Regions from separate parts of the Mus musculus genome. Here region 2 is linked to region 1. Evidence: chromatin loops called from intact Hi-C (ENCODE). Cell type or tissue: left cerebral cortex. All regions are shown on one strand. Links, peaks and the distances in the headings refer to the core of each region. The heading gives the core; the rest is flanking DNA. Region 1 has its middle 25 kb from the start of Tmem260. Region 2 overlaps Tmem260 (transmembrane protein 260).

Evidence for each region. Hi-C counts contacts between places; a loop is a spot of excess contacts. Peaks named below come from ENCODE experiments on the same cell type or tissue, not always from the same donor. Only the 100,000 strongest peaks of a DNase experiment are listed, where the experiment ranks them.
Region 2: it touches region 1 in a loop (8-fold over the local background); 2 of 42 quality-filtered maps call a loop at or near these places.

The regions. Positions count from the first base shown.
Region 1 is chr14:48,415,319-48,428,256 of GRCm38, forward strand. No RefSeq gene overlaps it. Among named protein-coding and RNA genes, the nearest start is that of Tmem260, 25 kb to the right of the region's middle. In left cerebral cortex, for the core only: no CTCF peak of the experiment used is centred there; DNase peaks (open chromatin) are centred at 6,312, 6,943, 7,775 and 9,639; H3K27ac peaks cover 2,078 bases.
Region 2 is chr14:48,466,059-48,478,996 of GRCm38, forward strand. It overlaps Tmem260 (transmembrane protein 260), which reads left to right. Exons shown (of 16, transcript NM_172600.4): 4 at 6,266-6,443; 5 at 7,908-8,021; 6 at 11,457-11,636. Among named protein-coding and RNA genes, the nearest start is that of Tmem260, 26 kb to the left of the region's middle. In left cerebral cortex, for the core only: no CTCF peak of the experiment used is centred there; DNase peaks (open chromatin) are centred at 6,326 and 9,475; H3K27ac peaks cover 523 bases.

The DNA.
Region 1 (12,938 bases), core at 2,153-10,152:
CTATGAGCTAAAATTAACACTTTTCCCCCTTACGTTGTTTTTGTCAAAGTATTTTAAAACAGGAACAGGCTGCAGTGAGAATAATAATAAATCAAGCTTAAATGCCTTTGAACTGATACATGGTGTTTCCTGCCTTCAGATTTGAGCGGGAACATCAGATCTTCCCGAATTTGGAGCCCACTGGCCTTCAGCTGCAGATACAGCACCAGCTTTCTGGGTCTCAACCTTGCCAGTGCACCTGCAGACATGGGCCTTGCCAGCCTCAGTAATTTCATGACCTAATCCCAATCTATACACACATGACAGGTAGATGATAGATAGATAGATAGATAGATAGATAGATAGATAGATAGATAGATAGACAAGTAGATGATAGGTAGATAGATCGGTGATTGGTCAATTGATGGTAGGTAGATAGATGATAGGTAGATGATAGATAGGCAGATAGATAGATAGATAGATAGATAGATAGATAGATAGATAGATAGATAGATGATAGATACATACATACTACATACATAGACACATAGATAGATACATAGATAGATACATAGATACATAGATGACAGAGAGTGTCTTAGGGTTTTATTGCTGTAACCATGGTAACTCTTATAAAGGACAACGTTTAGTTGGAGCTGGCTTACAGTTTCAGAGGTTTAGTCCATTACCATCATGTCAGGAAGCACGGCAGTGTCCACACAGACATGGTGCTGGAGAAACAGTTGAGAGTTCTACATATTGATCTTCAGGCAGCAGAAGGGAACTCTTCTGACCTGGGCAAAGCTTGAGCACTAAGAGCCCTCGAAGCCCACCTACTCCAACAAGGCCACATCTATTCCAACAAGACTACATCGAATAGTACTACTTCCCACATGGGCCAAGCATATTTGAACCACCACAGATAGGTAGGTAGATGATACATAGATAGTAGATAGACAAACAGACATCCCGATAGGCAACTGAAGCAGGGCCATAGATAGTTATGAATGTAGTTGGGGTTTTGACTTAATAGCAAGCTTTTACAAATCAGTATCAGTTGCTTTTCCCATTACAGAGACCAAATACCTGGCAAGAAGCAACTTGGGGCAGAGGAAGCTATTTCCAATTACACTTTAAGGAGACTTGGTGTGTCTGCGGTAGGTAAGTGTGCAGCTGGAGCCTGAGGCAGGTGGTGATACTGTGTCTGCAGTCCTGAAGGAGAGAAGGATGGACGCTCAGCTCTTTCTTTTATGCAGCCTAGGACTGCAGCCCACAGAATGGTACCACACACGTTAAGGTGTAGCTGCCCACCTCAGTTAGCCTAACTGAGAAACTCCCTCACAGACGTGCCTATTTGTCTCCTAAGAGACTTTTGATACCATCAAGGGAACAAGATGAACCAGCACAGAGACCTTTCATCCAAATGCCATTGTGTTTCTAACATGAGCAGGACACTGGTTTTAGGAAAGTCTGCCCTCCTATTCCCATGGATACCCAAGCCTTAGAAAGTTCAAGTCCCTTTCAGACGATGGTATGGAATTTGCATATAACCTATGTAATCATTACTTACATTTTAATACTCAATAGGATGTAAACGTTATGTAAATGATTTTATGCTATATAGTTTATGAAATAACAAGAAAAATGTCTGCAAATGTTTCAGTGAAGATACAGTTTGGTGGGTTTTTTAGTATGATTGATCTATGTGTTTGAATCTATGGAACCCTTGAATATGGAAAGCCACCTATATCCCTGGAAGTGAATATGGAAGATATAGTGATTTGATTAAAGAGCCAATAATGTCATAGTTTGCTTTAGTTTGCTTTAGCCACTGCCCAGCAAAAACTGTTTGTTGCAACAGATCTGAGTCAGTCATTTCAGATTCAGCTCCAGCACCAGCAAGACCTGTGATCTCAGCTGCTTATTCTCCAAAGACACTTGATGCTGTTTAGACACTTCAGCTTTATTACCAGTGTAATGAGAACACTGGGCAGGACTCCGTTCCCAGGAATAGTCTTAGTGTGCACTGCTCAGAGCAGCTGCATCAGAAGGGCAGCCTGACCCTTTGCATTGTGCACATTTCCATGGGCCGACATTTCAGGGTTAGGTATGTAGCTCAGTGGCAGAGCCTTTTGCTTAACACGTGCAAAGCCCTAGCTTTGCTCCTTGTCTGTAGACACCGACAACAACAACAATAACAACAAAGAGAGTTGCATCTGAATAATATTCAGAAAAGGCAAAGGATCTGATTCCTCTAGTTGCCTCCCAAACTCTCAGGCCAGGACCGGGGAGTAATGCTCTACATGGAGGGCAATGGAAGGCCCTGCCGGTTAGAATGCTTCTCTCCATGTAGGACAGTCACGCATGTCCTCAGTTAACCCTGAATCCCGAGAAAGCTGTCAGCACCTCTGTATTGGTTTCATTTAGCCCACTCTCTGGAGGGCCTCTGGACTTTACTCAGACCTAGCTATCCCCCAGTTCCCTGCCCCTCAGAGTATAATTCACCTCTGAATGTACCTTGTGCACGGGCTAGGCTCCAGCCTGGCTCTTCACACCCTTGATCTGGGCCCAGGAGTATAGGAGCTTAGCCGCCCCTGGGATTGAGCAGTTCTCCATAATGCTGTCGCAATTCCGACATCCCTAAAGTGCTCGTCCACCTTTTTCTGCTTGAGAAAAAAACTTACTTTTTCAGGTAGCCACTCAAAACAAATCCCACAGTAAATACAGGCAGCTGATCTCTCCCTCTCCCTCCCCTCCTCTCCCTCCCCGCCCCCTCTCTTGTGTGTGTGTGTGTGTGTGTGTGTCTGTCTGTGTGTTCCAAGGTTTCTTTTCCAACATCGTGATACTTTACTTTTAAAAAAAAACGTTGCTTTTAATTTTATTTATGGCGATTCTGCGAGTCTGTGCGTGAGTGCTTGCAGAGCCTAGAAGAAGGTGTCAGGTTGTGAGCCACCTGATGTGCGTGATAGGAGCTGAACTCTCGTCCTCTAGAAGAACAGCAAACACTCTTAACTGCTGAGCCATCTCTCCAGCCCCACAGAGATGCAATCCTTAGACATCTTTTCCTGTCCTTTCCCAAAGATCCCGAGTGTTCTTTCTGTACCAGTATATTTTGTACCACTCCTACCAACTGCCAAGTAGACTCTAATCTCCCACAGTAATTAGCCCTAACCAATATTTAAGTGCTTAATTTTTTTCAAGTTGTTTGTTTTGCACATGACACTAATTTATGGTTAGGTTATAGTGACGGCAGCCACCATCATTTAAATTTCTAAGAAGTGTGTAAGCTTCTAGGGACCTTATTTTGGGGAGAAGGGGCAAGCCTTAAGGTGTTGTTTATTTATTATTATTATCATCATCATCATCATCATCATCATCATCATCATCACTTTAAAACGATCCCAGGATTCTTCTTTCCATGCTTAACTTCATTCTGGGGTCTTTAGGAATAATCAGCAGCGAGCCTGTGTGCGTAAAACAGCCCTGAGCTATTCTTTAAGTTAATTATCACTTCTTTTGGTGCTGTGAATGGCTGTTCAGTGACACTGTCAGCAAGTGGAAGGAACCAAATTACTTTAATTATGGAGTAATTGCACAGAGTGATGGTAATTAAATCTTGATCAGTTTAAGTGAGTGAATTAATTGCTCTAACTTGGAATGCACACCACCACAAGAGGAGTTGTTTTGTTGTTTAATTAACACCATCCACTGAAGTCTTATCATATCGGAAATGTAGACAATTAATGAGCCCGATATTACTCTCACCTTCACAGGAACTAGAGCCGATCGCCCTGGCAATGGCGGTGTGCTTGGTACGCCTGTCACTTGTGTAGACAAACTGGTTGTAATCTCTACTTTGCCTCCTGGAGAGATGTTCAGGTAGAAATATTTCCATCTATTAGCTTCTGGCCCCATTTCATTTCAATATTCTCTGACCTATGCACACAAGATACATTTCCAAATTGTTTAATGTTTTAAACTCTACAGCCTCAATTTTACTGTGACTCTGAGCATGTGTTCCCTTTGCATTTGGGAAGGTTCGGTGCTTACACAGACAGACTAAGGGGCTTCATAAAATGTGTTCAGTTTTCAGTCATCATTTATTGAAGTAGCTTTTCTGTCTATCTATTGCTCATTTTTAGTGCTGTGAATTACTTTGTGCTTTTAAAGCACATAGAATCCTTCCTGGACCTAGATCACCAATGTTTGTCTTTTACTATGAAAACTTTTGAAAATTGCCAGTGCCCAAGCCCTGTGCAAAATTTAAGGGGTTGGGGCTGAGAAGAAGCACAGACATGTTTTAAATTCCTTAGATGAGTCTAGGTGGAGAACAGCTTATCTAGAAAGGTCCAATTTAAAAAAAAATGTTGAGGTAGAACTACTCCTAGTTTTCTGAGAAAACGTCAAAATGATTTCCAAAGTGGTTGTACAAGTTTGCACTCCCACCAGCAATGGAGGAGGGTTCCCCTTGCTCCACATCCTCGCCAGCATCTGCTGTCTCTTGAACTTTTGACCTTAGCCATTCTGATGGGTGTAAGGTGGTAATCTCAGGGTAATTTTGATTTGTATTTCCCTGATGACTAAGGACTTTGAACAGTTCTTTAAGGCTTCTCAGAAGCCATTTGAGACTCCTCTGTTGAGAATTTTCTGGTTGGTTCTGTACCCCATTTTTAATTGGGTTATTGGGGTGGTTGGTGTCTACCTTATTGAGTTCTTTATAAATTTTGGATGTTAGCACTCTGTCAAATGTAGGGTTGGTGAAGATCCTTTCCAAATCTGTGGGCTGCTGATGTGTCTTATTGACAGTGTCCTTTGACTAGCAGAGATGGCTAGATGGCCATGAAAATGAATGGAAATATTCAAGTGATCAGGGTGAGATGGTGCAGGCAGGGCATCTCCAGGATAAGACAGAGGCCTGGAATAAGGGAGGCACCCAAGAATCAATGGGGGTGACCTTAGCTATGAATCACTACATCGGGGCTATGGGACCTGAAGAGGCCACCTCTTGTAGCCAGACAGGAATCCCAGTGGAGCAATAGAAGACACCAACCCACCCACAAAACTTTCAACCCAAAATTTATCCTGACTACAAGAAATGCAGGCAAGGGGGATGGAGCATAAACTGAGGGAATGCCCAACCAATAACTGACCCAACTTGAGACCCATCCCATGGGCAAGCACCAATCCCTGACATCATTAATGATACTCTGTTATGCTTGCAGATAGGAGCATGTTGTCCTCTGAGAGACCCTACCCAGCAGATGACCCAAACTGATACAGACACCCATAGCCAAACAGTGGCTGGGGCTTAGGGACGCTTATGGAAGAATAGGAGGAAGCTTTGTGCACAGGCTCCAGCTGGAGCTAATACAAGGCACAGGAGACTGCACTAAGACAACATGAACACGCTCTGAAGTCTTTTTTGTTTGTTTGGTTGGTTGGTTTGGTTTTGATTTTGGTTTTTTGGTTTTCTGAGACAGAGTTTCTCTGTATAGCCCTGGCTGTCCTGGAACTCACTCTGTAGACCAGGCTGGCCTCAAACTGAGAAATCTGCCTGCCTCTGCCTCCCTAGTGCTGGGATTAAAGGCGTGCACCATAGTTTTACTGTGTATGACCAGAGCATGCATTGTGAGAGATAGAAGTACATTGAAGAGAATAGGCCAATACCATTGATAAGCACTCCTAAGCTGGGTAGATAAATGTATTCAGCTTACTGCTGGACGAACCAGTGAAAGGCAGTTTGGTGTTCAGAGTAGTTTGGTGGCAGGGAGCTGGAGGGCAAGGCCAGGGCTGTTGTTGGGAGATCCTGGGGAGGTTTAAAGGAGTAGTTCCTTCTGGATAAGAACAATCAAGAACAGGAATGATTTTATAGTTGGAAATTCAGTAATTGTAATCGAGAAGCTAAGGGGATGAAGGCCAGGCTAGCTAGGCCAAGAGTACAGTTTCGAGTTTTGTTGTTGTTGTTGTTGTTGTTTATTTTGTTTTGTTAGAGAAAGGGGCTAGCCTAGTCATTTCTGTATGCAGAGCCTCTTCGGTTTTTTGCTCTTTTCTAATCTGGTCGAGGAGCGAAGGTACCTCTTCCTAGTCTGTGCACGTGGCTCATGCTCAGGAAGGAATAACACGAGCTAGCTGCCCACCATACTCTGCTTTCCCAGCGGACAAGGAAGGCGCTTGATCCCTTAAGTCACGTTAGGACTTAAATAGTGAAGACTCCTAAGGAATGGAATAACATAACAATGTTTCTATGGAAAGACTCCTTAGGAGGCTGTGTGGAGGATGGTTTTGAATATGACAAAGATGAATGCAGATGATTTAACAGGAACAGAGGAACACTCCCGGCAGTGGGAGTGTAAGGAATAAAAAGGGGAAGAGAGGGTGTGAGGGAAAGGAGGACAGGAAGCCCAGAATGGCAACGGTGGGGGATGGCAAGGAAGGGCTAGAGAGGAAAGGGGGGGAAGAGGGTAGAATGGAGACGACGGGAGGGAGGAGCAGGAAGGACAGTGGGGGGTGCAGGTGGGGGGAGGAGAGCATGAAGGAGAGAGCAGGAGGAGCAGGGTGGATGGGAGACGAAGAAATAAAATGATGGAGCACATAGTCGATCTCCACTTCGAGAAAGAATTTGACATTACAGACTTTCCCCGCCCCCCCCCATCCACCCTGAAAAGGGAAACTCTACTATTTAAAGTTCCTGCCTGGACACATACAACTGACTTGGGGCTTCTGAAGTGTGAAGTCCCCTTGTCCCAGCTCTGGGACCAGGCTGCAGCAGCCTTTCTCACTTCAGATGGGAAGGAAGGGCGTGCAGGGTCCAGGAGGCTGTGATTCAGAGCGGTCACGTCACACCGGGACAGAGACCGCAGGCTTTGACTTTCTTGGGGGAAGGGCTGTCTGTTGTCCCAGGGCTGTGAGTCACAGATAGCAAAGGACAGATGATGGAAAGTGACAGGAAACCCCCACTGAGCACAGTTCTCTGAGGCTAATGCACCCCAGTCAGGCAGCCTCTAAGGAAGTGTAAGTGGGCCATTCTGCTGCCAGAGAGCAGCAAAGCCCTGAAGATGAGGGGGGAGATAGGAGCTTCTTTCGGTGTGGGTAGGAAGCCACAGTAACTGAGCACAAAAGACAGCTGATCGGAGGACTTTTTGAAAGCTAAAGTGATGATTTTACTCCACTCTGGACTTTAATGTGTGTGCCTCTGTGTGTGCCTCTGTGTGTGTGTCTGTGTGTGTGTGTGTGTGTGCATGTCTGTCTGTGCTGGACACCACAGGAGGACATCACTTGAATAGGATCTCTCACCCCGTCTGGAGACCTTGGGTTTTTCAGCAAGCTTCAGAGATTGTCCTGCCTCCCCTACTTGGCTTCCCAACGGGCGGGGTTATAGGCACTTGCCACCATGCGTGGCTTTTTATATGGGTGCTGGATCTGAACTCAGTAAGGCTTAGCAAGGGCTTTTACCCTCTAAGAAATCTTCTCCAGACTCCTGAACTTTTTTTTTTTTTGATTTTTAATCCATGAAATGGTGATTCACTGGTCTGAAAAACAGATGCATAACAAAAACTCGTGTGGTAGAGGGAAGGGGAGATAGACTGAACGGTGGAACAGGGGCAGAAGATCAAGCAGGATTGCAGCTACTAATGATTATAAGGTTGACGCTGTAATCCTCTGGGGTGGGGAGAAGGCATGAAAAGATCTAAGTCTCTTTCCTTTTAGTCTCTTTGGGGGCTTGGGGTGGCCTCGAATAGCTTAATTTTAATCTGTGGCAGCACGGTTACATAAGTGGCTTGGAGCAGAGTGCTTCTTAGCATTTGCTTCTGTTCCATTTCCTGCAGATGCTCCGAGGAGCGCACTCACTGGTCTGATGCATTTCATAAGAATTCAGGCGACTTGTTTACCTAGTACGTCTATAGGGCTCCTCTGCAGATTACCAAAACACTCAGAAAATGAGGATTCTATTAGTTCATGACCTTGTGTTTTAGTGGGGTTGGGGGGAGTGGCTTTGAAATTCATAAAATGTGTTAATGTAGGGATAGAAATCTTTATCCCCCCATGTATGCTCAGTCCAATCAACAGGAAGGATTAGGTCCTAAATAATCTGACATTAGTATTAAAACAAACATTTACAAACATGTGTGCCCATTACTGGCTATTACATATGGAGCTTTAGTTCTTTATCCCCCAACCTTTTACTAGAAGGCATCACTGTATGTGACACTAGGTAGGGAATGCTAATTAAGACTTAGGTCACCTTTTCATTTAGTAGCAGAGGAAAAGCCGCAATAACCATTTGAGAAAGGCTAAGTGAATGGTGTGTCACACAACAGGGGGGCCTGAGGCTAGCTCTGCTTCTCATACTTTGCTAGTGACATGCTGAGGTGCTGAGGGCATCTGCGGCCCGGCCGGCCGAGTTCACAACTGAGCAATGCTGTATGTAGTTCAGCTCCCAGGCAGTTAAAAGCAACCTGGGAGCATCTGTGACTGTCCTTGAGTACTGGTTGCTTCTCCTGCTGCTGTGATCAGATGCCAGCAGAATCGACTTGAAGGGTTGTGTGGTATGCTGTGTGAAAGGCTCAGTCCATTGTGGTGGGGAAGTTGATGGCTTGGGTCTGAGGCAGCAGATATCTGCAGTCAGGAGGCAGAGAGCTATGAATGCCGGTACAGTTGTCTGTTTTAGTCAGTTGATGGCTCCAGCCCGTGACATAGTACCCCTCACTTCTGAGTAGTTCTTCCAGCTCAGTAGAAATGACTTCATTGACACACCCAAAGGTGTGCTTCCATCATGACTCAAGACTACAAACTGAATTGACAATCCATATTATCAATCCCACCTTGCTATGTTCTGAGAACTTGTTCCAGGACACACACCCTCCCCCCCCCCCATCACCTGAGCATCTCATTCCCACAGACACACACAGCAAAATCCTTGGGTGCTCAAATTTCTTCTATAAAATGGCAGTGTATTCAGCAGATGTGCACCACCCATATACCTTAAATAATAAACTGTGCCTCATGCATTGTAGAGGCAATGTAAATGGTTATTTTGTGTCACTAGAGAATAAAGACAAGAAGAAACTGCCTTTGTAATGCAGGTGGAAGGTTTCCTCGTTAATATATATTTTTAGTTCATAGTTGATTGACTCTAAGGATGTGGGGCCTGTGAATGCAGAGTGCAGACTGTAGACGATGTGTTTCCTCTTAATTCTTTTTGAAAGTAAACTTTTACTTATTAAAACCCATCTCTCTTGTGTTTTCATTCAATGGAATGCAGCTTTTATCCTAAGTCTCTCTGACTGTCTCACTTCTTGAGCCTTGACAGCAGCATCTCCAGTGGTTTCCTCCCTAGTGAAAACCATAATGACGTGGAAGTATAGTTCCCGCACTTGCTTTCATGAAGCTTGCCGTCTGCAATACTCCTTCCTTACAGGTTAAATGGCGGTAGGTTAAGAGCCTGACACTAAATTGACATTTTAACCATGATCTGTTTGCCCTCCCTGGTGCCAAATGAATGAAATCAGTTGCATGAGTGCTTCTGGCAGGCAGGGAATCATTCCTAGGTTGGATGTAGTCTGTTGATGTTTTAAAAGAGCACAGGCATTACGTTGGTTGGTGAGAGATGAGTAAGGCCAACAGCATGCTGCTAAACACACAGCTGTTGGGATGGAAAAGCTTGCTTGTTACTATGGCTGACTTAAAATTAGCAAGTTAACATCTTGAACTCAAAGCAGAAAAATTGCTCACCACTGATCTCCTCAGCCAGCGCATAGTCCCCCAGAGAAGTGGTGGGGAGCTGGGCAAGCGCAGAAGATTCATCTGCTTCAACAGGAAAGGGTGGTGTGACTTTAAATTCTTCCACGAAGTGAAGTATCACTTGCCTGTGTCTCCGTTAGGGCTTTATTGCTGGGGAAAGATGCCGTAACCAAGGCATCTCTTACAAAGCAAAACATTTAACTGGGGCTGCCTTATAGTTCGGAGGTTTAGTCCGTTATCGTTATGGTGGGTAGCATAGCGGCATGCAGGCAGACAGTGCTGGAGAGGTATCTGGGAGTTCTACATCCAGATCCACAGGCAACAGGAAGAGAGAGTGGACCTGGCTTGAGCATCTGAGACCTCAAAGCCCACCCCCAGTAGCACACTTCCTCCAAGAAAGCCACACCTTCTCTAACAAGGCCACACCTCCTAATAGTGCCATGCGGGCCTACGCAGGCCATTTTCAAACCACCACAACCTGTTAACTCTGCCTTCCCAATTCCTAACTTAAGTATTGGTCCAATTATTGATTGAATACCTTCAAACACTGAGAGCTTTTCCTGCCTGTGGTGACTGACAGTGCTGACCTGGTGCCAGCAACGCTTTGAGATGCTGCTCCCAGAGCCTTCGAGGTTGGCGGAGGATTGGTCTTCGCCCAGCTTATTTCCCCGTTGTTTCTCCGCGTCTTCCAGCGGATCGGACTTGGTTTGCTTCCCCAGCACAGGTCGCAGTTAGTACAAGGAGAGTTGGATTGGTAGGATTTGTCTGGTTTGCTTTCTTGGCTATGTGTTTCAAAGAGCACCAGGTCCGATTTCCCTTGTTTAGGAAATGGTAAAACACCTCTGATGAGTCTGACTTTAATTCCGTGATGGCCAAAATAGCGGCTGTGAAATCAAATCAGCCGCTCTGAGCACTTTTGCATCTAATGAAATTAGCATGACTGTTTGCATCTAATGAAATTAGCATGACATGACGGCTTCTAGCAACTCTCCATGTGAGAACCCTTGGCTTAGGAGGGAGGAGGCAGGTCCCTCACTAACTCACTCCACTCTTAAAGAATTCAAATAGGTCTTGGTTGTTCTAGCTTCAACTTTTGCCTATTTTCCCCTCTTCTCTCTCTCCCTCCCCCCTTCTTTTTCTCTCCCCATAAACCTTCATTAGCAGACAGCCTACCCGCTAATAGAAGCAGACCTTGAAAGAACAGTTGTGCCAACTGCTCCATCGATTTCAAGCAAGAGGCATAAAGACCCCAAGCAATGTACTGTGGCTTCCAAAGGTAAATTCTACAGCAGTAGAGACAAGCTGCCATCAGTAGGAGATCACAAAGACACCGAGCCTCTCTTCTTGTGGATGACCCTGATACTGCTTCATCTTGGGAGTTCTGGGTCTTCAGATTCAGGGGCACATCAGGCGATAAAGACTTTCAACTCCCCATGAGTCATCTGGACTCTTCACTTTTCCTTGGCTCGACAAATACTCATCAGCTCCCTTAACCAACCGGTATTCCTTGAATGTGTCAAGGAAGGAAACATAGGTTCCTGCCCTCTTGAGATTGTGCTCCATTTACCCTAAACCAGGGTCTGCCTGATTTTGTTTGGGACAGTAGGTTATATAAGGGACCACAGGGAGTGGAGACATAATCCTGGGATTCCATAACTCTAGACCACAAATATCACATGTGTGCATCATTTTATGACTTCCCATATTTGTTCTAAATCAGAACAAGGCTTCAACTTTTCTGAAGCACCATGCTTTCCAGAAAAGACTCCCAGAAAGCACAGAACTCTCATAATATCATGATGTTATGATATGAATATGAAGTGGTTCACCCCTTCACCCAAGGCTGTGCATTAAATTCTTGTTCCAAGTTGCTGGTGGTGTCTCTTGTCTATTCCTGTGCTTCCTGTCTGCCATGAAGTAGAGAGGCCTCTTCCACAAGCTGCCGCCACCATGATACCCTGCCAACCATGAGCTCATCATTAACAGAACCAAGGACTATGGCTGAAACCTTTGAGACCATGATCCAAAAGTGAGCCCTTTCTCCCTTAAGTTGTTTGTACAGTTTGTCACAGTGATTCTATCTGTCTGTCTGTCCATCCGTCCATCCATCCATCCATCCATCCATCCATCCATCCATCCATCCATCTATCCATCCATCCATCTATCCATCCATCCACCTACCCTTCCTATCTATCTATCTACCTATCTACCTATCTACCTATCTACCTACCTATCTATCTATCTATCTATCTATCTATCTATCTATCTATCTATCTATCTATCTATCTATCTATCTATCTATCTATCTACCTATCTATCTATCTATATCTATATATACATATATATCAATCAATCTAATAAACTAACACTTAGGCATAGTCTAAGGTGGGCAGCAACAGCCACACTTCCTACTTTAGTTGACAGAAGCAGTGGGAGTTTAAACACTGAAGACAAAAAGGATGCCTAACTTCCATGTGTGACTAAAAAACCACCTAGCTCTCACAGAGTTTGCTGGCGGTTACCAAAGCGATAGTAGATCACAGTGCTACTGGGCTAGTTTTGTAAGATCTAGAATGGTGTGTGGTGAGAATAAAAGGCACCTTTTACCTAACCTCTTTGATTTCCAATGCACCTTTGCTTTGCTGGTGGGCTGTGTGCTCTTTAGCGTGTTTCTCTCCATGCCCCACGGTTTAGCGTGTTTCACTTGTTTAGGACATCAGTGCCTTTCTTGTGGAGATTTTCTTAGATCTATGTCACATGTAATGTCTTTTTTGACTTTTTGTTTGTTTCTTTTCAAGAAAGGGTTTCTCTTTGTAGCCCTGGCTGTTTTGGAACTCACGCTGTAGACCAGTTTAGCCTCAAACTCAGAGACCCTCCCACTTCTGTCTCCCAGATGGTGGAATTAAAGGTATGTGCCACCATGCCTGGCTTTGAGCAGTTTCTAAAATGGCCTTTTATTGTCATTACATTCTGTGGTTCTGAATTAGCCCTTCTTTAAATGTCAAGGTCAATATCTTTACTGGTCACCTACCGAATAACAGTGATCATTCATCATTGGTAGTAAAAGATGATAGCTGTAGAGACAGACAACTGTCTCTTAAAGGCCTTGGCCTCTTTTTGACAAGCACCTCAATGCCCCATCTAGGGCCCAAACTTTATGCCTTTAGAAGCCATCTGTTTCTAGCAATGTCTGGCAATACTGTGCAGCTGGCCCCTCT
Region 2 (12,938 bases), core at 2,612-10,611, 51 kb after region 1:
CCCATTGTCACTGGGGGCGGGGGTGGGGGGTATGGGGGGCAGTGGTTTGCAGTAGTGAACTGGGGGGATGGGGTGGAACCAAGGCAGATAAGGCAGGTGCTGAGCCCAGCCAGGGCCCTGGCATGATTTCTTGAATGCATCCCGAGGCCAGGTTGCTTTTAGTTAGAGTGTCTGCTGCACTGTGGTAAGATGAAGCAGGAAGGGCCAGGGAGGGAGGATTTGAGCCATGTAAGCAGGCTGCTACCAGGCAGAGGCAGTGAAGGACTCCTCTCAAAAGCTATAGACAGTCCTCGTCTTCTCCAAGCTGTGGACAGTCCTCGTCCTTAACCTGATTGGCTGGTTGGCAGACAGCTCTGGCTCCACTTGCCATGGCTGGAGTAGAGGGCCCATCTCTTCACAGCCATGTTAACCTTGGCTTTCAGGACAAAGTTTAACTTTTATAAAAAACCTTAGAAAGCTGAGGATTGCCTCTTTACTCTTTGCTACGGTGAGATGCCTCAGCAAGAGTCCCAGTGTTAGTAACTGGCCCACTCCAGCCTCTAAGTAAACTTTGTTTTCCAACGTGATTCCTAGCACACTTTACATTTCATTTGGCTGTTTCTCATGACCCACAGTGAGCTCAACCTTTCGTGACTGCCTTTACATCCTGTGTAGCCAGTCCAGTTTCCATCCCCTTCCCTTTCCCACCTGAACTGTGGCCTTGTCCTCCTGCCCTTCCTCTAGAGGCTTGGTCCACTGCTGCTACTCCATAGCTATGGTCCTGCAGTCTCCAACCTCAGCTGCACTTCCACCTCCGTCACTGTCTACAAAGCCTTGTGTTCAGCTGGGCATGTAGCTTAGCAGTGGGGCACTTGTCTAGCAAGCAGCAGGCCCTTGGATCAAGCTCTAGCACATTGTGTGCATGAGTGTGTGTATGCGTGTGTGTGTGTGTGTGTGTGTCTATGAATGTGTGTGTCTGTGAGTGTGCATGTGTGTATATGCATATGTGAGAGCGTGTGTGTGTGTTTGTGTGTGTGTGTGTGTGTGTGTGTGTGTGTGTGTGTGTGTGTGTGTGTGTGTGTGGTCAGTCTTGTATGTATCACTCCTGAGTGCTAGCCTTTCTCACAGGAGGTATGTCAAATTACCCCCTTTTCTTAATCTACCATTTCATGCATGTTGTAAAATTATGCCGTCAGTAATACTGATCTTGAATCTTAGCATGAAAACAATGTTGCAATACATGCATTAGAGTCTTGCATTGTTGGTGAACATTTTTAATTCTAGCTCTCAGGAGGCAGAGGCAGGCAGATCTCTTAGTTCAAAGCCATCAAAAAAAAATGAGAAAAAAATAGGCATTTTTAGGGGAAATTTGGAATTTGATTCATAAAATGTTGAAATCAAAGAAGCATATAGATTCAGCCTATATAGATTATTTTATGAAAAATAAAATTAAAAGTCCTCCAAAATGTTCAGCATTCTACCCTTTCATCCTTTGGGGTTTTTAAAGACATGGTCCTGTGCAGGTCATGCTTGCCGGGAACTAACTCTGGCTTCTTGAGTCATGACTCTCCTGTCTCCACCTCCTGAGTGATGAGATCATAGCTCTGTTCCATCATGCCTGGCAAAGCCTATGGTGGAATATGTACAGAGATCATTAAAGAGACCTTAAAAGCCAGGTGTGGTTATACACATAATTCCAGAGTTTGGGAATCTGGGACAGATCACAGATTCAAAGGCCAGCCTGAGCTACATGAGAACCTGTCTCAAAAAGAAAAAAGAACCCCGCACAACTTCCTCCACATAGATATGGACTTCCTCTTCTCCACTATCTAGACAGTTTTCTTATAGTTGGACTGGGGAAAAAATGGCAATTGTAATAAAGGAGAATTGTGTCTTGTGGGCATTCTTGGTTGCAACCATTTGACTGGCTATGTTTAATAGAAAAGAAATATATTTTTAAAGAGTCAAGGTTAGGTAAGATTTAATCACCTTTAATTTCAGTACTTGGAAGGCAGAGGCAAGCGTATCTCTGTGAGTTCAAGGTTGGCCCAGTGTACACAGAAAGTTTCAGTCGAGCCAAAGCTACATAATAAGACCGTGTCTAAAACCACAAAAGATGCTGAGAAGAACTCTACAGTTTGATTTAAAAGAGCAAGTGACCCAAGAATTTTTTAGAATTGGGACAGGGCCAATGAAGTGGCAGAGAGGGCAGAAGTATGCAAATGACAGACAGACAGAAGAAAGATGCATGGTGTCTTTAGGATGCCAATTACTCGACACATACTAGACTGGGTTGAATTACAAATTCAGATGAGAATGCTGGGCAGCATGGCGCATCCTTTAATCCCAGCCCTGGGGAAGCAGAGGTATGCAGATCTATGAGTTCGAGGCCAGCCTGGTCTCCAGAGTGAGTTCCAGGACAGCCAGGACTATGTAGAGAAACCCTGTCTGGGAACAACAGAATTGGACTATAGGTGCTCGTTGGAATGGAAAAACCCAGCCTCTCCCGCTCTGTTGCTGAGAAACAATTAAACGGCCCATTGCCTTCTGTCCTCAGCTTTAGAGTTACAGCCCCAGATCTGTTAGCTTAAACTCGGAGCAAGCTTCTCAGATGCTAAAGATGAAGGTTATACATTTGACTTCTGTCACTGTTTCTATAGAACGTACTTCCTTTTTCATCTATAACTTTACTCAACAGTTTCATATCGTATTTCTCTGGCGCTGAGAACAGTTTAGTGCAGGAGGATACAGTTTGTTGCAAACCATCCTGATCTGAGGTTGGAGCATTCAGATTTTGCTGGCATGAGGTCAGTGTTCAGGAAAAGCCATCCCTAAGCATCAGTGAGTGACTAGATAGATTTTCTTAGTGACGCCAATAATGTTACCTTGTTTTGCTCAATAATTCAATCCTGTGAAGTATCTGAAAGAGCAAATAGCAAGAGTTCCTAGTTCTAATGTCTGGCATAATCAGTTCAGATATGTCTGGTATCTTGAGCCTAACAATACAGATATAAAACCATTGCACATTAGGGGATCTTGGGCTTTCTTCCTGGGAATTTATTAACATCAGTAATATCAGTCTCTTTGATTCTACTTAATTGTCCATCTGGTGGTTTTAAACTTTGACAAACTTTTCTTCCAGAAAAAGTATATTTAAACCTGTGAACAGAGGTTTTGAATATAGTTTAGCCTTACGCAGTAGTATGTTGTTTTACTGTAATGTGAAACACAATTCTAATAACTATTAAAACTTTATTCTAGTTCATTCCTCATTCCAGAAGGTACCCATTTAATCAAAATACAATTTTCCACTAATCCAGAATAATTCATTTCATATTAAAACCCAGATACCTGTCTTTGAATCCACAACATAGCAGCACGGGCAGCTTGGCTACAGTGTGAATGCTAGTCCAGCCATGAGTTACCACAGGATCTTGGAAAAATAACCTGACCCACCTGGGCCCCAGTTTCTTTGTTTGAAAATAAACATTGTTACTCTTTAAACCTATTGTGTTTATGGCACAAAATGATGGGTTTTGTAGTGACAGTTGCATGCAGGTGTAGCAGGACATTTTGAGCTTACCTCTTCTTGTTATTCTCTTCTGCCCCCCCCCCATAGTTCCCCCTCTGGTTTTAAGTCCTTTTGATTAATTAATCAATTAATTAGGTTTCTTGAGACAGGGTTTCTTTATGTAGCCCTGGCTGTTCTCGAATTTTCTTTGAGACCAGGCTGGTCTTGAACTCAGAGATCGGCCTGCCTCTGCCTCCTGAGTGCTGGCATTAAAGGCGTGTATCATCATGCCTGACTGCCTTTTTTTATGCTTTAAGTCTAAAATTCTACATAAAAGAAAATGTGGTATATTTCTGGGCTTAACTTATTTTGTTTAACACAATAGCTTCAGTCCCAACATTTTCTGCAAGAAGATGGTCCCGTTCTTCTCTACAGTTGATTACTACTCTGTTGGGTACGGGAGCCATCTTCTTGTGTCATTCATGCAGGGACAGGTGTGTAGGCTCAGTCCTCTGCTTAGGCGCTGTATGGGTGTCACAGACGTTGACGTCTATGTCATTTCTAATTTCCGGTTTCTGAGGAACGTCTGACTGTACTGACATTCCTACCTAGTGTAAAGGGGACCCTTCTCAGTGTTTGTTGTTGTTATTTTTACATTATAATCAATGTCGGGGTGAGAGGAAATCTCATATAATCTTAATTTGTTTTCTGTTAATGGTGAGCACCTTTTCCTAACTTATTGGCATTTGTACTTCACGTAAGGATCCTTCGATTCATTTGCCCACTTATTGATCATTATCTAGACTATACAAAGAACTTTTAAGACATGGATTTGTTTCTGACTCACTGTACTTACTGCTGGATCTGTCATTTCTCCCAGGATGCTAATTTATGTGTTAACTGGAGGAAGGATGCTTGTGTCTTATGACAACTTTCCACAATTGAATTTGATAGATGAGACTAAAGTTCTATTAAAATGTTATAAAGCCAGCTGTGGTGACACATACCTATGATCCCAGAAGTTAAGAGATGGGGGCAGGAGGATTATGGTGAGTTTGAGGGTATCCTGGGCTACATAGTGAGACCCTATTTTAGAAAACAAAACTCAGAAATGCTTTTAATGCTAATCCACTCTTTCCTTGCTTCCTTTGTATGTTTGGAACAAGGTGCTTCTATATAAATGAAGACAGAAGATAGAGGTGTTCAGAGATGGACTAGAACCCTGAGAACTAAAGAGAAGTTAGTAAGAGTAAGAAATGAGTATAGAGGAAGGAGAAGGGAGGACTCGTACTGAGGGTACAACATGAGTCCTGGTGTGTGCTGGGCATGGCATGCCACATGAGGGAGGCACACAACTAGCCTGCAGAGATCATAATGCTAGTGTTAGCCACGGGATGGGGCCCAGTACAGTGGAAGATTGGATTCCAGGCTGACTCATTCATGGCAACATTCAGTGAACTGAACCCAGGTCCTCTGGAAGAACAGTAAGCATGCTTTCTTCCCGCTTTCCCCGGCTGACAGGGTTTCTTTCTGTAACCCTGGCTGTCTTGGAACTCACTCTGTAGACCAGGCTGGCCTTGAACTCAGAGATTCACTTGCCTCTGCCTGGGATTGCTTTATACAAAGTAAAGACAACTTGTGTTTTTCTAAAGAGGCAGATGGGAATGTAAAGTTCAACAAATGTAAAGAATCAAAGGTCACATCTGGAAACAAACTGCTCACGCCTTGAATATCAACAAGGGCCATACCGTGACTCCCTGGGGACTCTGCACCTTAATTCTGAGCGCCAGGATTAAAGGTGTGCGCCACCACCAGTAAGCACCCTTAACCACCGAGCTCCAGTGTTGACATTTTATTTTACGTTTTTTTATTGGAATTACCTCATATTTTTATGCAAAGCAAAATATCTGAAAACTAATAGTGTAGAGCAGTTAGTATCAATTGCTAGGCCTAGTAAGGGTTACTGGATCTCCTAGTATTGAGATACTTAGTGATGGCCAATGGATTTCCAAAACTCCTGAAATACTCAGTCGTTGTTTTAAACTTTGTAGTTGTAGATTTATAGCAAGGTGGGAATTATTCTGGCTGGATATATGCTAGTGTTTGGTCATGTAACCAGTCACAAATTAAGGTGCATTAAGGTGCAGAGCCCCCATGGAGTACTGCATGTCTCTTGTTGATATTCGGGGAGTAAACAGTTTGCAGATATAGCCTTTGATTCTTTACATTTGTTGAAATTTACATTCCCATCTGCCTCTTTAGAAAAATATAATTTATCTTTACTTTGTCTAAAACAAAAAAATAAAAGTTAGAAATTAAGAACAAAGCTGTACAAGATCTTAACGTGGTCAGATGCTTTGACCAAGACCTCCATGGTCACACCAGGGGATAGGGTAGATAAGCATTCTATGGGAAGCCATGATTGAAGTGAGTAGGTGTTTTGCCTCTTGTTAAGCATTACAGTTTCAGCTAGTCCATTTGTGGCTGTTCAGGAATGCCCCAGGTTTATCTGTAGCCACCTCTTTAGGTTGTCTGACCTGGCTCAGGTCCTAGCACTCGATCTGAGAAGTCAACCCTCTGTCCACAGGCTTGCTGACTTGTTGACAGGTGGGCTTCCTAACTGAAGTCTGTTGGAATTGTTATATGAAGAATGTGTTGGTTCTAGTGTGGTGGGAGAGGGCTGGGCAATTGTCATCATTTCTGTTGGTAGAGTTTCTGAAAGAAGAGTCAGCTCCTCTTGTTCCGAGAGAGATTTCATGTTATCTGTGTTTGCAGGCTTTCTGGCTCACATGCTGGAGGGATTCTTGCTGCGGGGGTGTTTTCATTTTCTCGCCTAACATGGCAGTGGTCCATTGCAGCCGAGGTTTTTAGCTTAAACAATCTGTTCGTGGGGCTGCTCATGGCGCTTACTGTGCGTTTTGAGGAGGCAACAGCCGCAAAGGAGAGATCAAAGGTAAGCTATTTTGATCAAAGTGAAGTCGGGGTTTGTTTCAATATTTAGGCAGCAATGTATTTCTTTTTAGCTTTGGTTTAGAGCACACTCATCTATTCTGAATCCTGTCAGGGGTAATCTGGCCAGGTGGAGAGACTGTCACACTCAGACCCTTTGCTAGGAGTGGAGCCATGGTAGCTCTCAAGTATGGGACTTTCTCTCCCCTGCTAAAGACTTCAGAACAGTTTGCAGAATGAGATGATGGAATGTCTAGTGATTCCTGGGGGGAAGAATGTGTTTGGTTTGTACACCACCGTGTGTGTGTGTGTGTGTGTGTGTGTGTGTGTGTGTGTGTGTATCGTGAGGCCAAGCTGTGGATGGACCACCTTAAGGTAAATTCAATGGTAGTACATTGATTCTTTATTAATTACATGAAAGATCACAATTATAAATTATTTTTAGCCAGAAGAAGAGCATCAAATGTAAAAACCCAAGTAGTTCAGAGATCACCACCACAGTCATCTGCAATGTGAAGGAGCATTGTCTTCTAAGTGCTTCTTAGCCTCTGTGCCTTATAAAGGGTACTTTGTCTCAATAGAGGGCAGCTTGCTGATAGAGTATGGAAAGAAAGGATATCATAGATTATTTGTGGTTCCCATAACTCTTCATGCTATTAGAGTGCTTTGTTTAAAACAACCTTCTTTTCTGATTGTGTTAAAGAAAAACACATGATACATGCATGGATACCATGTACTCATTTGGGGACATAAGCAGGCTTTCTTGCGTACAGCCATAGGGACCATGGTAGCAGGCTTAACTCCAAATACGAAGAAAAGTAGAAACTTATAGCCAAGGAGCTAGCAGGGAGTCAGGGAAAGAATCCTGACAGGAAACAGAGAAAGAAAGGGAGATTTGGGTCAAACCAAATTCTCTTGAGGGAGCAGGCCCCCAATGATCTGTGGCGCTGTGGAAGATGGGATGGGGGGGGGGAGGGGCGCTCAGGATCTGCCCTGCGATTGGACAGTGAAGACTCATTCACAGGGGCCTAATTGGTATGCTTAAGCAGAGACTATTACTTATGAGACAACTACATGTTCAGTAGCAACTAAAAGCCTCCTATGAGATAACCAAAGTTCTAAATAAAAATTTATTTATTTAGTAGGGTAAATCAGAATTGCTGAAATGACAGATTTCAGTTAAGAATAATACAGTACCCTGTTACTGGTAGTCATTGTAAGGGGCTTCCCAGGAGTCCCTTTGAAGATAGTCTTAAGGTCAAACTGGAGGGTTTTATGAGACTGGGGGAAAATTACCCAAAAACTACCACTTGATAAATATTAGTGTCTATATTAGCATGGCTGTTAGCGTCTCAGGGTTTGGCTCTGAGGTGGCACACAGAAGCTGTGCACATGTGTTGAGGGCTTTTTCTGTTATGTTTAGAGTTTTGGGTGAAGATTTGACTTAGTGTTTCTTTTTCTTTCTCAGATAGCGGCCATTGGTGCTTTCTCGTGTGGCCTCAGCTTGTGTAATCAGCACACGATAGTCCTCTATATATTATGCATAATACCCTGGATTCTTTTCCGACTTCTCAAAGAGAAGGTAGGTTTATTTATTTTTTAATTATAAAAGTTAAAATTCATACTATTTCACGTAGGTTCAGTTCAACATTTGTGTTATTTAAAAATTTAGGGCTTCAGTGTTCCTTGAGTTTTATGTAAAGCTTAAGTGACCCGAGGCTTTAACAATATTGACTTTAAAAAGAGGATTTACAGAATTATGCAGTATTGATTATGGTGGTGTCTGGCTGACTCCATAATCTTCCTCATGATTGTTGACAGCGCCTCAGTGCACAGGGGCAGCAGGGACTGGGAGCAGCACCATCACGTTTCCTAACTGGTTTTCTTTCACATCCTAAGATTCAAGTAGCAATGCTTCAGTCCTTCAAGTGCTGAGTCCTGTCTGTGCGGCCAGGTGCTGGAGGCTGACACACAACAGATGACACCTGCTAATGAGAGCTCACTGAACTCAGAGACGATAGTCCTGTGTCCTCAGAATCTGAGAATTCCTCTTCATAACTGAAAACCGTTCATTTGCTTTTCATCTTTCTTTGGAAAAAAAACCATTAAGGTTAATTAAAATGACAGAAAGGCATTCAGGAGACTTTTGTTTGTTAGACCCTGGGAGATTCCAGTAGGGAAAGGCAGGTAGTGATGTACACAGGGACCCCGACAAGATGAATGTCCTTGATTCCCTCAGCGTTCTTCTGGAAGGTAAAGGACACAAGGCAGAGCTGGATGCTCCCTTTGTCATTGTTTCTTTGTTAAGAACCTCAGTGACACTTATTTCTCATTTTATTATTTGTTAATTATACCCAACTACAGTCAGAATTGCAATAGAAAACACATAAAACATATAATAAAATTATTATGCGGCAATAAGGAAATAATTATACTAAAGCTTTAAATAATTGTATTTACTGTACTTTAACACATTTTGGTAACAAGGCAAAAAGGGGTAATGTGGAGATTATAAAATCCTTATTATGTGATTAAATAAAAAGGAGACAATAGTTGACAAAGAACAACTTTTTCTTAGAATTTACTTCTGTGACGTCAATTAGTAAGTCCTTACATGGGGGATGTTAAACAGCTTACCCAGCGGCCTATTTTTAGATAGTTTTTTATTGAGGTTTGGTTCTTTGACACAGGGTCTCAGGGGGTTAACAGTAGTTTTATAGAGTATACAGAAAGTTCTTTAAATAATGCTTTGTGATATAAACCTTTGGTAATAGATGAAGACATAACTAGGTGCATGCCTATAATCCCAGCATTCAGGAGTGTGAAGCAGAAGGTTTGAAAGTGTCAGGCCAAAGTAGGCCACACAGAGAGTTTGAAGCCAGCCTGGACTATAGGGAGTTTGAGGCCAGCTAGCTTTACATCCCAACTTATATGAATGTAAAGCAAAGAGATAACATTCAGCAAAGGCTGTTACGGGCTGTAAAACTGAGCAGAACACATTCCTCTTCCAGCATCAGTAGGCACCTGGATGGGGGAGGAGAGCAGGCAGCTGGCTTGGGGAGGAGAGCAGGCAGCTGGCTGGGGGAGGAGAGCAGGCAGCTAGATGGGGGAGGAGAGCAGGCAGCTGGATGGGGGAGGAGAGCAGGCAGCTGGCTGGGGGAGAAGAGCAAGCACCTGGCTGGGGGAGGAGAGCAGGCAGCTGGCTGGGGGAGGAGAGCAGGCAGCTGGCTGGGGGAGGAGAGCAGGCACCTGGATGGGGGAGGAGAGCAGGCAGCTGGCTGGGGGAGGAGAGCAGGCAGCTGGCTGGGGGAGGAGAGCAGGCAGCTGGCTGGGGGAGGAGAGCAGGCAGCTGGCTGGGGGAGGAGAGCAGGCAGCTGGCTGGGGGAGGAGAGCAGGCACCTGGATGGGGGAGGAGATCAGGCAGCTGGCTGGGGGAGGAGAGCAGGCAGCTGGCTGGGGGAGGAGAGCAGGCAGCTGGCTGGGGGAGGAGAGCAGGCAGCTGGCTGGAGGAAGGGAGCAGCCCTGCCTGCTCTAGCTTCGACTTCTGACCTGAGCAGAGGCAACATGTTTATTCTCTGAAAAGTACCTGTCAGTTGACTGGAAGAAGAGCCATGTAATTTGTGTAGTCTCGATCAAGGACTCAGAGTTAACAATTAGAGAGCCTGGGCTAAGGACATATTACGCTGCCCTCCAGTAGGCTACTGATGACAACTGTGACTCTTCAACACCCCTCTTTCATTTCTGTTAATAGCAGAAGGGAAGTCAAAGGAACCTCTATAATAATGTGTTTGTGCATGCATGCTTCTGTATGTATACTTAGGTATGTATGTGCACTTACATTGAGACCTGAACCCCGTCAGGCAATCACAGCGTAATGCAGAACAAGGAAGCCCTCCCAGCCTGTCTGGAACAGCCCTCGTGTAATTGCCCCTGCTTATTTCTCATACAAAAGGAAAATAGTGTAACAACTGCTTCTTGTCATTCTAAATTCAACTTTATAACGTGCCGTGCCTCCAGAATGTAAACACTTCAGCCACGCCTGTCGTCAGATGAGATCTTTCTGCTTTCCTGCTGTCGCTTTTGTGGATCTTGTTTCTGCTGTAGAAATCACAGATGAGATGAGTGCTACAATGAACACTTCATTTTCAATTAAGGATGTTTGTTTGAAAATGCAGAGAGAACTCTGCTGCTTGTTCTTCTGCTGGTCCTGAGTCCTGCCTCTTATATGCATTCTCTCAGATGGATTTCTTGTTTTTGTAAGAAAAAGAGTTGGTAGTTTCCAGTTAAGATGTTTGTAAGAGATCCCCTTGCCCACTTAGTGAGGCAAACAAGGCTTGAATGTCTCTAGAATTCCAGAATTCACATTGTTAGGACTTAATCTTTGCAATGTTTTCATATCGTCTGTTTTAGAAATAAATGTACAGGTGAAGGATTCCTCCAAGAATAGCATATGGGACAACACGGTTACGTGTAATAGCAAATTCCACTAAACAGACAGAGGAGAGAAATGTGGGTGCCCCTGTGGTCTATAAAAGCTAGCTTTGTTTACACTAAATGCTTGTATGAAATATATACCCAGAGCTCTTGGGGAGAATCTGCATACTTGTAATGACGTATACATTAAAGCCCCTTCTAATGACGGTGGTGAAGTGAGTTAGCCTTAAAATAGTGTTCAGAGGCAACTAACAAGCCGTTGCTGCCGAGTGGGTCATCTCAGCTGTGCAACGCTGCATGTCATGATATGGATTAAATGTAAAACACGCACTTTGCTTGGTTCTCATACATCTTTGCTAATATTTGCTTCACTTGGGTTTTGCCACGAAAAGGAATCCAGGCTGATGGAATTTTCTAGTAATCTGCAATAATCAGAAGGTTTAACATAGTATTCTGCGGTGACTTAACATAAATTGAGAGATCAGCCTTAAGCAAACACATTTGATGTTTCCCTTGATGTGTTTTCGAAGTTCCAGGATGAATGGACTAAAGTAAACATGTCTCCGCCGTGTCTCCTGTGCAGGAACTCACCCTCAGCTTGCTGCTGAGGCTGACTCTGGCCTTCTCTGCTGGCCTGCTGCCCTATGTCTACCTGCCTGTCTCGTCCTACCTCAGTCGCGCCCGCTGGACCTGGGGAGACCAGACGACACTGCGAGGGTTTCTGACACATTTCTTCAGGGAAGAATATGGAACGTTCAGCCTGGTAAACTCATATGTAAAGTCCTTCCAAGGAAGGAAACAAGTACTGACACTCGAGTGCTCAGTCCGGGTCATGCCTGACAGATCAGCAGATAGCACTGCCATTCTAGGTACTAGATTAGTCCCTGGGAGTGTGGCTTCTCACATTTACAGTTTACTGTGACAACAGCATACTCCTGCTTCCCTCTGAGCATAGGCTTATGCCCACCTTATATCCTCATGCCTCCGTTTCCTGGCTGCAGGCTGCACATGTGTCCCCACACTGCCTGGGTGCCAGCCTGTACATGTGTCCCCACACTGCCTGGGTGCAGGCTGTACATGTGTCCCCACACTGCCTGGGTGCCAGCCTGTACATGTGTCCCTACACTGCCTGGGTGCAGACTGTACATGTGTCCCCACACTGCCTGGGTGCCAGCCTGTACATGTGTCCCCACACTGCCTGGGTGCAGGCTGTACATGTGTCCCCACACTGCCTGGGTGCCAGCCTGTACATGTGTCCCTACACTGCCTGGGTGCAGGCTGTACATGTGTCCCCACATTTGACACAACATTTCCTTTTTTTTTTTTTTCAATTTTTAAAAGTTTAATTATTCTTTGTATGTACATGGCTGTTTTACCTGCACATATATCTGCGCATCATGTGTGCACTGCTTATGGAGACCAGAAGAGGATGTTGAATCTCCTGGGGCCGGAGTTGCAGTCAGTCGTGAAGCACCATGTGGTCCTCTCTTACGCACTGAGCCATTCTCTCCAGCCCCATGATTTCCTCAACATACTTGATGAATAGTATCTGTGTTACTGTTTAATTTTAAATGGAAAATCCATCAGTGCTCAGTAAAATGTAAGCTCAATAAATTAGACATGCCGTGCTTAAGAAATCCAACAGACCTTTCTTTCCAGACATTGTGGTAGTGCTGGCGGGGAGATAAATAGAACCGCAGTAAAGGATAAAAGAAAGGAGAAATGGACAATAGTTATGGGAATATAGACACTGTGTTGGGGCTTTCTAATGAGGCTTGTACTCTATGTTATTGAAGAAAATAAATTTCTGGACTGGAGAGATGGCTCAGAGGTTAAGAGGTCCTGAGATCAATTCCCAGCAACCCCATGGTGGCTCACAACCTTCTATATTGAGATCTGGTGCCCTCTTCCGGTGTGCAGACATACATGCAGGGAAAACATTGTATACCTAATAAATAAATGCATACATAAATCTTAAAAAAAAGAAAGAAAATAAATTTCAGGAACATCTGTGAGACCACTGGCAGAATTCCAAACCTCAAAAGCTGACATTGTTGTTTGAGAC